Linked DNA regions of Mus musculus: region 2 is linked to region 1. The links are chromatin loops, found by intact Hi-C in ENCODE. Cell type or tissue: heart. All regions are shown on one strand. Links, peaks and the distances in the headings refer to the core of each region. The heading gives the core; the rest is flanking DNA.

The links. Peaks named below come from ENCODE experiments on the same cell type or tissue, not always from the same donor. Only the 100,000 strongest peaks of a DNase experiment are listed, where the experiment ranks them.
Region 2: a loop joins it to region 1, with 9 times the contacts of the local background. A loop is called at or near these places in 4 of 42 quality-filtered maps.

Annotation. Positions count from the first base shown.
Region 1 is chr4:131,718,987-131,726,758 of GRCm38, forward strand. No RefSeq gene overlaps it. Among named protein-coding and RNA genes, the nearest start is that of Gm42321, 12 kb to the left of the region's middle. In heart, for the core only: a CTCF peak has its summit at 4,615 (motif pointing right); a DNase peak (open chromatin) is centred at 3,645; H3K27ac peaks cover 592 bases.
Region 2 is chr4:131,780,221-131,787,992 of GRCm38, forward strand. Ptpru (protein tyrosine phosphatase, receptor type, U) reads right to left here. Exons shown (of 31, transcript NM_001083119.2): 18 at 7,546-7,621; 19 at 7,088-7,164; 20 at 610-646. Among named protein-coding and RNA genes, the nearest start is that of Gm52680, 15 kb to the right of the region's middle. In heart, for the core only: a CTCF peak has its summit at 4,002 (motif pointing right); no DNase peak of the experiment used is centred there; H3K27me3 peaks cover 912 bases.

The DNA of each region.
Region 1 (7,772 bases), core at 2,149-6,148:
CTTGTACTGGGAGCATCACCTAATCTACTGTGTTTGTGGGAACAGAAAGGAAGTGTCGGGATGCCTACTTAGCCATCCTACCACTGTTGCCATCACTCCCCCGGACAGTCAAGCCCCAGGGAGGCTCCAGTTCTGTGTTTATCTGTTCCGGTTACATTTCAGAAAGTCAGAGACTCGCTTCCTTGGCCTTCCGTGTGGTGAATGTGAGCTGAGACTCCATCCACCACCTGGCCATTATACCCCCACATTGACAAGCAGCCACATGGTGTGCTGGATCAACCCACAGCCCCACGCAGGCATCTCTGAAAAGCCCAGTATTCATTTCCTTCTCTCTGGCAGACAGTAACTCCACTCCAGGAATTGGCAAGCTGGGGCTGCTGAGACAAACCGGGACCATGTCTTTTATTTTTGCATGTCCTATGAGCTGTTGAGAGTGGTTTTTATACTTAGAAAAAAAATCTTTCTAGGCACAGTTATGCATGTGTATTACCCAAGCTCTGAGGAGGCTGAGGACAGAGGGTGGTGGAAGGCAAAGCCAACCTGGGCAGCGTGGGCAGTGTGATAAGACCCTGTCTCAACAGCAACAACAGCGAAGCCGTCCACTCCTCTGCTGAGCTGTACCATGGACCAAAACCAATTTTGTTATGTATGGTTGGCTGGTGGGTTGTTTGTTTGTTTGTTTGTTTGTTTGTTTGTTTGTTTAGACAGAGTCTCACAGTGTAGCAAAGGCTGGCCTTGAACTCCTGATCCTCCTGCTTCTGTCTAGGATGACAGGCGTGCATACCTGGCCAGCACACAAGTTCTGTATCTATCAGGATATAGTCAGAAGACTAGATCACATGGTAATTTTATTGAGGAAAGTTTAATATAAAGGGCTATTAACTACTAATGGGATTAATTACCACAGACTAAAGAGAATCCTAAATGAAACTGAAATGGCCAATATTTGGAGTGCAGGCAGAGTACCCAAGGGAAAAACAAATTTAAAAGACTTCCCACCATGTCCCACCCTGGCAGCCGGCGCTCTGTTTCAGGCCTCCCTGCCAAAGTGGTAGATACAGTGATGAAGCTCGCTGTCGAGGTTAGCGGTAGAAAGCAGCCCCCCCCCCCCCCGCTGTTCAAGCAAGCTTGCTGCTTTCTGCTCCCGAGGGAGCAGGACACCTGCTGGGTGATCCCCCTCTGTGCTTAGAGATAGCAATAGGCTAGGGCAGTTGTAAGAGTTAACCAGTTCCAGAATGAAGGAACCGCTGAGCAAGTGGAGTCTTTTTATCGTGCTGACCTGTGGTTCGGGCCTTACTGGGGCTGCTTGCGCCTTCTCTTTATTACTATTACCTGCAGGTTCTCATGGGTGACACCCGAGCCTTAGAGAAGAGACTAAGACTGAGATCTCAGCCTCTCCTGGGTCTATGCCCCAGTGTGGTGGTACCAAGATGCCCTTTCTACTTGTATGAAGCAAGAAGCCACTTCTCCTGTCTCTGCATCAAATACACAGGGAAACTGGACCAGAGACGTACATGGTGTCACACAGCAAGAGGGACAAAAGCTGGTCCGGGTCTTCCCGGAAGCCTTCTCCCGGCAGAAGCCTGGCAAAGATGGGAGCCATAGTCATTTTGGATCACACAAACAAGTCAACCCTTCGTGACCGCACAGCCTGCAGCTTCTCCCTCCATTCCTTTCCTCCTCCTGGTCTGAGGCCGTTGTGACCTGTGCTTTTATGATTAATCATTTCACAGTAAATCTCCACTTACTCTCCCACCAGGTCACCCAAGCTGGCTCTTTATTGTTAAGTAAATAATGCAGGTAGCTTGTGCCACGCTGTGGCCAGCTCTGAGGACCCAGTCAGTGGGAGGAGCAGCTGGAGGAACCTGGGGGAGCCACAGGCTCTGTAGACAGAAAATAATCACAAGACGACAGGTGTGTGGGCACGACTCCTTGAAAACGGGAAAGCTGTAATGAAATCGGCTTTTCCTCCAAAGCTCTAGGTGAGATTTTAAATGAACAGGATAAACTTGGGGGCTGTGCCTGGGCTCAGGGACAAGAACTTAACTTAATCTTTGCACCACTGCTTGACAATGAGACCACAGTCTACAGCCCACCAGGCCCTCCTTAATGTTAGCCGGGCTAATCAAGCCACCTGGTTGATGAGGTCCAGAAGCGCTGGCAGAGGTGCCCTGGTGATGGCCCCAATGGAGCCTGGGGAGATCTCTCCTACCTCCAGCTTCCTTCTTCTCTGATTGTCTAAAAGGAAAATGGTAGTGGGCAAGAAACCAGGAGATGGGATGCTCAGCCCATTGTGGACAGGGTTTTCGGGAGGACCTTGTCCCTTGGTTCCGCTGTTCCTAGAATTGGTCAGATGTCCCCCCACTTCCCCCTCCCAGGCCTGTACCATCAGACTCTTGCTACCCAGACCCTTCCAGGTATCTCTGCAAGACGTAGAGACCCGAGTCACTGTCTCCAGGTGGCGATGTCCTCTCCTGCTTCAAACCTTAAACCTAAGCACGCATGCCAAAGACAGGAAGTCCAAAGCTCCAACCACTCCCCAACCCTTGTCATCCTGCAACTTGCGGCTTGAAAAGGCATGCCGGTGAGTGACAGTGGCCGCCATATGCTTGGTTTCTGAATCCTCCCCGTCTCCATCCCAGGCACCAATTCCCATCTAAGTGCCAGGCGCAAAGTCCACGGGGATCATAGCACGTACTGCCCACAAGGAGCCAAAGAGAGAGAAACTACAGGGGATCTCTGACTTACAATGGGATTACTTCCTGATCCATCCACCCTATATGGAGAATACTGCAAAGCTGACCATCATAAGTCAGGTAACTGAGAACCGCCAAGTGAGGACTAGACTAAGTGTTCAGAGTGGCCCCATTTCTAGTTTCCTGTACCTCTCATGGGCTGTGATAACCAGATCCTGATTGCAAGGAGAGAAAGATTTGCTCCTGTTGGCCCTTCCTCGAAGTCCCCAGAGGGTCCTCAGAGCTGTCCCCACAGGCTGAACCAATCAAGTTAGGACCATAGGGCCAGAGTACTGCCACATAAGGGAGGGTCTGTGAACAGCAGATACATATGAGGAGGGACCTGTAGCTGCTTGAGGGAGGACATCAGGACCTAAGAAAGAAAGCCACCAAGATTAATGGCTTGTGACAAAAGGAACTGCCGAGGCTTTACAGGTCAGAGAAAGTTCTGGAGTTTGGACTCCCTCCTGGAGGGAGGTCAAATGTCAATTCCTTATCTTATTTCCCATGAGTTTTGTCCAGCTTAGTGCAGGCCACCAGCTTCCTTCCTGGTGTTCAGATTGTCACTGTCTGACAGATTAAAGCACACAGTTGATTTTAGAGTCCCTGGGACCAAAAGCCCCCACACACACCCCCCCAAGAAGCTGGGTCCCCAGGTCAGGACTCCTCTGAAGTGGGATAAGCTTGTGGCCACAGACAATTCCCTTGCAGCCTCTGAGATTGCCTTGGTTGCCAGTGGTAACAGTGTCAAGTTCACACGTATGTGAGGCATGCCCTGCTGCTCCTCACCTCTTTGCTCTCAGTGCGGTGACCGTTGGTGACCTGGGTGGGAGCAGATACCAGCCAGTGAGAAGGAAGAAGGAACATTTCAAAGTCAAACATTCAGCAGGCCTTGGCTTGAAACCACCTCGGGTTCAGATCCAGGTCAGGCAGCTCCTGCTGAGCCCCGGCTACCCAAGCCCTGTCTCCTCTCTTGCAACTCCACCTTAGCTCCTGAACCTGGGCCACGGCACAGCAGAAACCTGGAAGCTAGCCAGCATGCTCGGTGGGTAGGTGGGGCAGCATCCAGACAGCAGGGAACTCTGTGTGTCTCTGTGTGTCTGTGTGTGTCTCTGTGTGTCTGTGTGTGTGTATGTGAGCACGCGGGCGCACACCCATGTGCATTCTGGGGTCATGCAGACAGACAAATACACAATGTTGACCTAGCCTGTCTTCTCTTCAGACCTGCCTTCTCCTACTTCCACATAAGGCCTTGGCCACACCCTAACCCCCACCCCCAGATTCCTCCCCTGAAATAGACTCATCCACCTGCCCTGGGGAGTATTGAAGGTTTCAGAGAAGAGACCTGGGAAGGGACTTCCAGGTGCCTGGCTTAAGCCAGCCTCCCTCTTCTCAGCCCCAACCGACACAAGCTGACTCTATCTTAGATCCCTGCCCTTCCTCCTGCCACTACAGAGCCACCATTCTGGACCCAGATGGCCCAGACGTGGCACTGCCAGTCCCTTAATTTCTTCATACCATCCTGTGTCTTCTCTCCACAAACGGTCAAGAGAATGGGAAGACACCCACCTGCATCTGTTCCACATTATCTCAGAACCAGCCTCAGGACCACCTGACACAAGACTTTAAACTCTAGACCAATGGTTCTTATCCTGTAGGTTACAATTCCTAACAGTAGCGAAATTGTAGTTATGAAGTAGCAACAAAATAATTATATGGGTCAGGGGAGGTGTCACCACAACACTAGGAACTGTGTCGCAACATCAGGATGGTGGAGAACCACTGCTCTAGACCAAAATCTGCTCGCGGTACTAAGGTTGTCACTGCATATATCCCTGCTATGAAAGGCTCTTCACCCAGTGAACTGCGGCTGCCTCCAGCCACACGGGGGCAGTGTGGGTCTTGGCTCGTCGCTCTATTTACTGTGACCCAAATTGGTCACAGTAAATGGCTTCATTTCATCCTTAGAGCAGCCTTCCCTCACTAGTGAGGAAACAGGTTCAGAGAGGTTAAGCAACTTGGCCAAGGTCACACAGGAAGCCGAAACCAGGATTTGTGTTCTTCTGACCTACTGCTGCCTCCAGTGTTTTTCTCAATGCGTCTGGACAAGGTGACTCAGCCCCCCACTTTGAGTCTGCAGCATGTGCCTTCCTGAGATCCAACTGGGAGCCGCCTGCTGCCCCCAAACTGGCATATGCTTCTTTGGAACCAGAGGCCCCAGTCTGAGTTGCCAGATGTCCATGTTGGTGCCAGCAGCAAAGACCAGGAAGGGGAACAGCAAGCAAGAGAAAGATTGATTAATTCACTGAGAAATGGAGACAGAGCCACGGGGATGGGTTTCAGCACACCCTAAGCCAAAGGCACGTCTGTACTCTCACGTACACACACACACATATACACACACACACACACACACACACATATGCAGGAACACATGCATGCACGTAAACACACGTTCTTTCATGGAAGGAAAGAACGCACAAATGGTGAAGGATTTGGGGTGGTTTGGAAATGAGCCACCTGGTAAAGAGGAAGATGAGAGGGAAAGGGGAGAGAAAAAGAGACAAGGAAAACAAGGGATACCTGAAAGGAGACAAAAATAGAAAATATGAACACAGATTGAAAGAGAGAGGGGGAAGAGATGAGAGAGAGCTTGTAGGAGATAAAATTAGAGAGAGGAACAGTCTGCAGGAAGAGAGACTAACAGCCCATCACCCCACTCACACAGAGATGGAGGCAAACATGGGGAGACACAGGCTATGTGCTATGGCACGCAGAAGGATAGAGGAGCAAGGACAGGGATGTGATAAAGGCTACCGAGGGACAAGATTAAGGCAGGCATGCTACCAGAGATAAAGAGAACAGGGATGGCAGCAGGAGAAAGCAGAGATTGAGGCAGGAGGGAGGTGACCCCTCACTCACCCACCGCAGTGCTCCTGGCTGCCCCTGCAGTGCTCCAGGCTTCTCCTGCAGTGCTCCAGGCTTCCCCTGCAGTGCTCCAGGCTGCCCCTGCAGTGCTCCAGGCTGCCCCTGCAGTGCTCCAGGCTGCCCCTCCTTAGCTCGCTGAGCTACCCAAGAAGCTAATTCCAGAGGCCAGCAACCAGACATGCTCTGTGCCCTGTCCCCACCTGAGTCCCCACAAGGACAAAGATGGGCAGCATAGGGCTCTTCTCAGTCCTGGCTATGAACCAGGCACACTGAAAGACAGAGAGAGCTGCCTGGGCTTAGAGCCACAGGGTCCCACCTGCAGGTTTCTAGCTAAGACTGTTGGAGGGCAGCACAGTCCAAAATGCCCACAAGGATGAGATGCAGCCTCTGTCCACGGAGTCCCAACATGGGAAACATCAGGTCTGGGTTCCAATGTCGTCTCTACTGGCTGCAACAGGCCTGGCATCAGTCACTTGGTCTGCTGCACACCTCAGTGGCAAGAATACTCACACCCCTGCTCCTCAGGTTGGTGAAGGAACTAGGTGCATATGTCAGTATTGCACAAAATCTGTCTCACCAGGAAAATCTGGAAAACTCGGAGATAAAGGTAAAAAAAAAAAAAAAAATGAGAGGCAGCCAAGATGAGTGCCCCAGAGTATACGGTCCTAGGAAGGGTGAGGCCATTGTAGCCAATTTGCTGATTACGTCCGAAGAAGGCTTGGAATGTAGAGAGCATGCACAGCTGTTGTAGCCACCACCAGGGGAACAGATGTGAGCAATAGGGTAGAGCAAGACCGTCTTCAGAGCATAGAGATCATTAGAGTTGGGATACACTCATCGACAAGTGTCACAGATGGGGAAACTGAGACCCAGAAATGAATCAACATGCCCAATCTCACTCAGTTGGCAAGGATTCAACTTAGCATTTGAATCCAGGTCTGGGTGCCCACCCACCCCCTCTTTGCCCAGCTGTAGGTCAGTAACTTGAAGGCAAATACAGAGGCTCAGGCAGGCAAGAGAGAGAACCTTGGATCATCAAAGTTTGTTTTTCCTGACAGTTGACATCCCCGGAACAAAGCCCAGGCAGGAGGGTGAGAAGCAGGAGTCAGTGTCTGTGCAGGGCACCAGGGTGGGGCAAGAAGGAATCACCTAACTGGCCTCAGAGTTCAAAGGCAGGGGTCTGGCCCCAAGTGCAGTCCTCTACTGACAAGGTACAAGAGGATCTCCCTTAGACCTTCAGGGGTTTTCTGACCTCATGTTAGAATGAGGATCACTGATCTGTGTTTAGACACTTGTCGGTGAGTGTATCCCAACCCTAATGAACTCTATGCTCCGAAGACGGTCTTGTTCTATCCTATTGCTTACACCCAGGGCCTGTTCCCACCAGTGGCCACAACAGCTATGCATGTTCTCTACATTCCAAAGCCTAAACACATAAAGGGTGATGTTTGGTGTCTTAGTTAGGATTACTATTGCTATGATGAAACACTATGACTGAAAGCAACGTGTGGAGAAAAAGGGTTTATTTAATCCACGGTTCCACCGTAACAGGTTCATCATCCAAGGCAGCAAGGGCAGGAACTCAACCAGGACAGGAACCTGGAGGCAGGAGCTGATTCAGAGGCCATGGAGGGGTGCTGTTCACTGGACTGCTCTCATGGCTTGCTCAGTCAGATTTCTCATAGACCCAGGACCGCCCACCCAGGGATAGCCACAGGCACAATAGGCTGAGCCCACTCCCATCAATCACTAGTTAAGAAAATGCCCTCTAGCTGAGCACTGGTGGCCTACACCTTTTATCCCAGCACTTGGAGGCAGTGGCGGGTAGATCTCGGTAAATTCAAGGCCATCCTGGTCTACAGAGAGAGTTTCAGAACAGCCAGGGCTGCAGAGAAAAGCCTGTCTTGAAAAACCAAAAATAAAAAAAGAAAGACAGGAAGGAAGGGAGGAAGGAAAGAAGGAAAGTAGGGAGAGAGAAAAAGAAAGAAAGAGAGAGAAACACACACACACCCGCCACAGGCTTGCCTATAGTCTTATTTTATTGAGCATTTTTTTCAATTGAGAAAATTCCTCTCCAGGGACTCTACTTTGTGTCAAGTTGACATAAAA
Region 2 (7,772 bases), core at 2,122-6,121, 61 kb after region 1:
GCATACCATGATGCCCAGTGACATCACCCCTTACTGGGAGGCTCCCAGGACCCGACCCCAATGGGGGCTTCTCACTCACCCCAATATACCCCACCAAGCACAGCTTCATGCCTGAAGGGCCCTAGAACGGGCAATAGTGGGGCAGAGCCTGGCTAGAGAGCCTGGTGTACTGAGTAAGGCTTAGAGAACTGTGCGGACAGTAGACCCTTGGTCCATGGAACAAACCTCCAAGAGAGGTGGAGAGAGAGGCAGTAGCAGAAAAGAGACGAGCTAGAGGGGACCCAGAGGGCCAATCGGACCAAGAGGCATGTTCCATAACAGTAAGGACGGGTCTGACCGGCCCGTGCACATGCATCACCACAGAGATACACACAGCCAGGTTGCTGGGATGGATTGATCATACCGGGAGACACAGACAGACAGAGGATAAAGGCTACAGTTATGTGCAAGAGACCCAGGCAGGCAGTGGGAATGGAAAGGCAGACAGATGGGGAGGCAGACAGGGAGCTGAGCAGATCAGCAAGGCAGGCAGGCAGGCAGGCAGGCAGGCAGGCAGGCAGGCAACATTCCATATCATGAGAGGGTGCCACAGGCTGAGGGGCCAGGTACCTTGAGTGGCTATGAAGTGGTTTGACCTGTGGTAGCCCTGAAACAGGAAAATGGGATGCAGTGAATGTCGGGGGGAGCAGACGTCTGTTCGTTCAGCCAACCTCCTCATCCCCCTTCTTCCAGGAGCGGCATCCTGCAGAGACTCCCACCCTCATGCCTCTGGATGAGGGTGTGACCTTGTCCTTCCAGTCCCAAAGCAGAGACAAGTGGAGCTAAGACGCCAAGGTCTTGCTATGGAACCCTAGAGATGATGGTCCCCTGTGAGCCCTCAAAGCAGGAGAGTTATCTGCTAACAACATGACTGTGGTTTAGAGACATATGAAACCCAGGATGATGCTGTCTGCCTCCCACAGTCCCAGAAACATAATCCACCACGAACCCCAGATATGGGAGAACCAGTGGTTGGCAGAATGCCCAGTTTCTGTCAGAGTGTTCAGAATGGATGGTACACTTCCCAAGGACCTCAGCTACCCAGAACTTTTGTGGCTGGCATGGGAGCTTAAAGAGGGTTTCACATTGGGCCATTAGATGAAATTTTAAAATCTGTTTTACTGATAATGAAGAGTATTCCTGAGACCGGGTGATGGCCCCTTGTTTTTCTAAATGCTACTGTCTATCTCCCATGAAAGAGAAGCCAAGAGCTACCTTATCCTCCATCCCCAGAGCCCTCAGACCAAGCATCAGTGGGCTTCCAGAGTCATGGTGATGGCCCCATACTGTTCTAAGCACTACCTTCTATCTTATAGGAAAGAGAAGCCAAAAGCTACCTCATGCTCCATCCCAAAGGTAGCACCAAAGCGAATGACCCCAAGGTCCCTCCCAAGGCTGCATCTTTCTGTGACAAGAGCCAGCCAGGAAGCCAGTGTGCAAAATTTACCAAGTACAACAGAGGCAGGTGTGAGAGAAAACCAAGTTCCACCCCTGGCCCTCAAACACAACCCCAAGTAACTCCTCCGGACCCCTGGGCTTCCAGAACCCAAAGGGCCCTGGAGCCCTGCTGCCAGGGTCAGTCCCAGCAGCCCTCAAGCTAACTCCCCTCCCTCCTCTTGGCCTCCATCTTCTCTTGCATGCGGTAGATCGGGACAAGATTTCCCTCCCGGGGATGTGAGGGCACAAACAGTAATGTGGTTAAGTATTGTCACTGGGCCAGGCATAAAGGAGGACAATGAGCAGCTGTTATTTTTAACCACATCTCAAAGGTCACTAAAGTGGCACACACGCCTTTAATCCCAGCAAAAGCAGGGGTGGGGTGGGGTGGGGAAACAGCTGGGCCTCGAGGAGACCTCCTGAGTGTTGGGTTTTAATGGACCTGGGTCCCTGTTGGCAGGCTCCAACAAGTGACAGCACTTATTAGTCGGTATCAATAATGGAGGAATGGAACTCAATTAAAACTGATTGGCTGGGCTGAGGATGAGGTTCGGGGGTAGCATGCATGCCTAGCGTGTGGGAGACCCTGGATTCTATCCCAGCACAAACAAAACAAAACAAATACCATTGATCCCAATGATTAGATGTTATAAAATTCGTATCTGTCCCCACACCAACAGGTGGGAAGTCTGGCATTCTGGGTACACAGGAACCCCTGGGATAATGTCAGAGACCCACTTGGGCTCAGAGGATGTGGGTCGATCTGGAAGTGTGCATTTCTGGCCAGTTTCTTGGCAGTGCCCACACTGCAGAGCCTCAGACAGGGGAGTAGCCAGCAAGGCTCTTTCTAAGCCTCTGTTGTCCTCTGGAAGATAACAGCTGGACAACCTCATGGTTGCCCTGGGAAAAGCCAAAACCCCTCCAAAGTGGCAAACTATGAAAACCTATGAAAAACCTCTCTCTGCCCTCAGGGCAGATGTCTACCCAAGACCCAGGCAGCTATCTCCACAGCAGGTCAGAGGGACCAGCTCACCAGGCCTAGCAAGTAACTGAGCTTGAAACAGGTCACCCTGAACTACTTGGCCCCCTGCTCCCAGCAAACCCAATTTGCCTAAGCTCCACCCCAACACAAGTTCATCATCAGATCCAGAGACCCGCACCTCCACCCCTCCCCCAGGGCCCTTCCCAGGATCCTAGTCTTCTTTTGTTTGAAAATTACATTTTGGAGAAGTCTGGCTCAGATTCATCCAACTGACTTTGTCATCATACAGGTCTATTTGTTTTCTTTTAATATTTATAATGTATGTGCATGCGTTCATGTGCACGGTGTGCATCCAGGAACGGCGGCAGCCAGAAGAGGGCGTCAGATTCCCTAGAACTGGAACTAGAGATGGTAGTGAGCCGCCGCCTGTGGGTTGAACTCAGAGTCCCCGGGAGAGCGGCCAGTGCTCTAACCACTGAGCCCCTCTCCACTCCCACACAGCCCTAATTGAAGCAAGCGTATGAACACACAGTTGCTACATGTTCATTTAAAAAAACTACATTTTTAATTTACTTTGTGTGTAGGGAGGAGCATGTACGTGGACAAGTGCCACTGCATGTGTGTGTTGGTCAGATGACAGCCCACAGGAGTAAGTTCCTCCCCTCTTAAAGTTATCACACAAAGGACACAAATAGCGGTTTTGCTATGCACATATATGTATGTTCATGTGTACGTGTGTACACATGTGCAGGTGGGGGGGTGTTGCACTTGCAGGGAGGGTACATGTGTGCACATGTTTAAAACCAGGCAATAACTTCAAGTACCATTCTCAGGACAGCTGTCCACCTCCTTGGAGACAGGGTCTCTCTTTGGCATGACACTTGTGATTAGGCTAAGCTGGCTGGTCAGCCCAGAAGAGCCACCTGACTCTACCTCACCAGTGCTGGGGTTACAAGCATGAACCCCCAACATGGGTTCTGGGAATTGAACTAGGGTCCTCACACGTGCAAGAAAAGCATGTAACAACTCGGTCATCCCCAAACTCCTACAGCAAATACAAGTTTTAAATGAAATAAAGTTTTATCTTGAAATAAAAGGAGCAGATGGCCTTGTACAGATCCACTTTAGGGAGTGGCACCCGGGATGCCTGGACTTCATACCCCAAGAAGCATTGCCGGTGCGAGAACCACAGAGCTAAGCCCTTGCTGGAGTCTGCGTGGGTGGTGCTGGGGAAGAGTGGAATGATAATGCCGGTTGGTGACCTTACACCACATTTTACCTTTTTCAGACTAATATTGTCATCTGCAAATGATCCCTTCCACAATTAAACAATGCAGTCTAGGTGCCTGGCACTCTGCAGGTGCCAGCGGCGGCAGGATTGCTCCCTGGCATTTGAGTCAGCGTTAAGCCCAGTGAGACCTTACAGGTGTTTCTTACAGGTCTGACCGAAGGGAACCAAATGGGTGAGAGTCAAAGGCAAGTAAGCGGGTTACCACAGGAACCAGAGATTCTAAAGCCAGTATGGGCCGGTATTCACCACCGCCCACAGGGGGCGCTAGGACTCAGCACATCCACTGTGTTTGCGAACCTAATAGGCCTTTTACATTTGAGAATTTTACAAACCAACTGTGTGACTGTACTCAGAATAAGGGGCACATCTGGGATAATTGGCTGTCCCTGCCAAATGTGACTGGGGGGAACCTTCATTTCTTGTGTTAGTCTCTCCATGTTGTCTGGAAGTCTGATAATGAGCAGAATTCTAGCAATGATTAAAAGAAAAAGAAAAAAAAAAGAAAAAAATCTTTTTAAAAGGAGATAAAAATGGGAAACGTACCCACAAAATAGCAAAGAATACCAGTCATTAAATAGTTTGAAATATAATCCTAGCACTCAGGAGGCTGAGGCAAAAGATGGCTGTGAATTCGAGTCTAGCCTCAGCAACATAGTAAGTTCCAAGCCAGCCTAGCTACAAAGTGAGACTCCATCTCAAAAAAGCAAAATTAATGATGATGACTATAAATAAAATGGCTAAATTAATTAGGAATTTTCCTTTCTTTATATCTTTCTTTCTCTTTTTAATTTATTTTAAGACAAGTTGGTCTCAAACTTATTACATAGCTGAGGATGACCTTGAATTAATTAATTAATTAATTAATTTCTTCCTTCCTTTCTTTTTTATATTTTGTTTTGTTTGTTTATTTTTTGAGACAAATCTCTCTACATAGCCCTTGGAACTTGATCTGTAGACCAGGCTGGCCTCCTCCTCAGAGATCCACCTGCCTCTGCCTCCCAGTGCTGGGATTAAAGGGCTGCACCATCACACCCAGTTTTTACATGATGCTGGGTCTCAAACCCAGGCCTTCATTCACACTTGGCCAGCACTCCACTAACTGAGTTGTCCTCAGTCCTTTTTGATTCCCAAAAAGAGCAGGAGATATTACAACTTTTAAACTGATATTCAAACGAATGTGTTTTGTTTTGCTTGGGGGGGGGGGGACATTCAAATCGGGGCTAAATGGAGGGCAAAATGATTGGGGTTAAGTTTTAAGCAAACTGACCACGAAGGGATTTGAACACTAGGGAGATGAGCTTAAAGAAGACTGACCCAGGCCTCGGCCTCTCAGCAATGGAGATGAGGCTACGGAGGGCAGCGTCCCCGCTACACATACCAAGGGCTCTGCAGAAGGGCAGAGGTAGTGAAGCTCACAGAAAGTGGCTAAATAGGGTGACAAAGGTGACAGCGGTGACCAGCACCCCAACATAGCTACTTTTGTGGAGAGAGCGGAGGGTGGAAGGGAATACGTCCCCGTGGGGAGGCAAAGGCTTCAGCCGTGGCAGCCCCTGGCAGGCTGCTGGAATGGGTGGTTCGTGTTTGGTGCCAGGAGAAGGGAAGGAGGGAGAGAGAGAAAGAGAGAGACAGCCAGCCGTAGCCTGTGAGAGAGCCCAGGACACAGCCAGTTCGCCAGACAGGAGGAGGAGGAAGAGGAGGAAGAAGAGGAGGAGCAGGGGAGGAGGACGAGGAGGAGGAGGTGGAGGAGGAGGTGGAGGAGGGAGAGATACTTACTTGTCGGTTTATCCGAATCTTAATGATTCCAGTGAGGGAAACAGAACAAAGCAAAAGAGACAGATGTTAGGCCAGAGGTGAGTGGAGGTGGGCGGGCACAGGAGAGGCCAGAAAGGGTGAGTGAGCTGGCAGGCAGAACAGAGACAGGTGGCCAGAGAGAGGGAGGGATGGGTATGTCCCTGCCAGGGCCCCGAGAGAAACCAACCAGGTGGAACCCCTATGAGAAAGGCCCACTGTCCCCTATGCCACCCAAGCCTGTGAGGCCAGGCTTGGCGTTTACCCCAGGCAAGGAACAGGATGGAGGCAGGGAGAAGGCAAAGGGTTCTGGGAAACACAGGTGGCGTGTTCAACTCCAGGAGGAAGATTGAAGAGGGAGAAGAGGGAGAAAAGAGACATCTCCAGAGATCCTGATGACCTCAGCCCTGGGAAACTGTGGCTGCCTCCCTGGCCTTTGACGTCCCTGTTCATACCTGAGTAGCCTTCCCCTTCCTCTGCAACCACACTGCTTCCTCCACACAGTCTCCCAAGCCAGCCCTGGCTTTGCCACTATCTGGCTATGTGACACCTTTCTTCTTGCCTATGCACTCCCAGCTAATCTGAAATGAATTTCCTTGCATGTTTCTTTCAATGTTAATCTGTCTCCCCTATTAGAATCTATGTATCATTTAAATAATAATAATAATAATAGTCACGTGTTCTCATTTCTAGCCCTGGTGCCCAGGTGCTCAGAAGAATACATTTCCTGCACAATTAAAGGATGCTCTCTCAATTTCAGCTTGCTGCACAGAATGCAGTCAAGGCCCTAGGCCTTGTCCCCCAGTTCCCATCAACACCCTCCATGCGCCCCTAGGAAACCTGCCCTCTCTTGGTCCCTCCCCCTCAGGCCAACCAGATCCAATGTTGGGACAGCCAGCAGCGGAGACTGTGGGGACAGCCAAGCTGGGGCTTTGAGTCTTTTCTCTCCCACTCTAACTGTGTGACCTAGAACGGATAGCTTCACCTCTCTGAGCCCCAGCTTCCTCTCCTGAGGGTGATAAGGTTATAGGAAATGTGAGATTGCATGTAAAGTGTTTAATCGCTGTGCCTGGCACACAGTATGTGCTCAGTAAACGCACCTTGCTAGATGTGAAGGACCACTGCAATCAAAGTGGACCACAAACACTCAAACAACTTCCTGATGGCCCTGGGAGCTGGCCCAAGTCCTTAGCCTGACACCCAAGGCCTTTCCGGCTAGCCCTGCATAACCTCTTCAGCTTCACTATGGAAACCAGAAGAATCCCTCCTCCAATCTCTTGGCCCCTTGTTGAGGCAGCTCCTCCCATCCCTCAGCCTCCCCGTCTGCCCCAGACCTTGTTCTACCTCCACTTGGGCGAGTGAGCATGCGCAACCCTCAGGACGCTTTCCTGAAGGCCAACAGCCATCCTCAGCTCCCCACCTCTGAGTTCCCTGGTACCAAACGCAACTCAGCCACTCGGATCCTCATTTAATCTCTGGTATCTCTGCCCTGCCTAGCCTGGTGGGGACAGGGACAGATAAGCAGAAGGAGCAGGGGTCCAGGCACTCACGTCTATGTAGTTGGCAGAGATGTAGTCGGCATCAGGGTCTGCCAGCATCGGGTGTAGTTTCACATGGTGTCGATCATCTGTGAACAGAGCAGCAGGGCACGCTGTGCCACACAGCCTGGAGGAGATCTCCTGGAGACTAGGGCAAGTGTCAAGTAGGAAGGACCAGGTGACCTTTATAAGGGCTCAGAGCTCACCAATGAACTCTGAGCAGCGCGAAGATGGGCCAAGGGTTAGAGTCTGGGTATGGAGTTCAGGAAAAGAAGCAGCAATTTCCTGTATGACCTTTAGCTGAGGTCTCAACCCCCCCCAAACGTGTTCCCTCATCTCTAAGACACTATACTGCCATGTACGGTACCGTCATCATAACGGCCAGGGCGCCATGTCTCTGAGGACAAGACTACACGGAACATGTGCTGGCCATGTTCCCCCATCCACAAGGCCCCTTTCCTAGAACTCACAGGCAGACACTGGCTCCTGTCGGCCGCCCTTGAGCTTGTCTTTCTTCTTGGTGGCGTCCCAGCCCTCAAAGAAACTCTGCCAAAGGGAAAGTGGTAGTCAGTGGGAGAGAGAGATCCCCCAAGACTCTCGGGACCTCTCCCCATAAGAAGAATGACCATAAGGGCCAGGTGTGTGTGGAGTGAAGGGAAAGATGAGCCAAAGGGAGATCAGAGTTCACAGAGGTTAG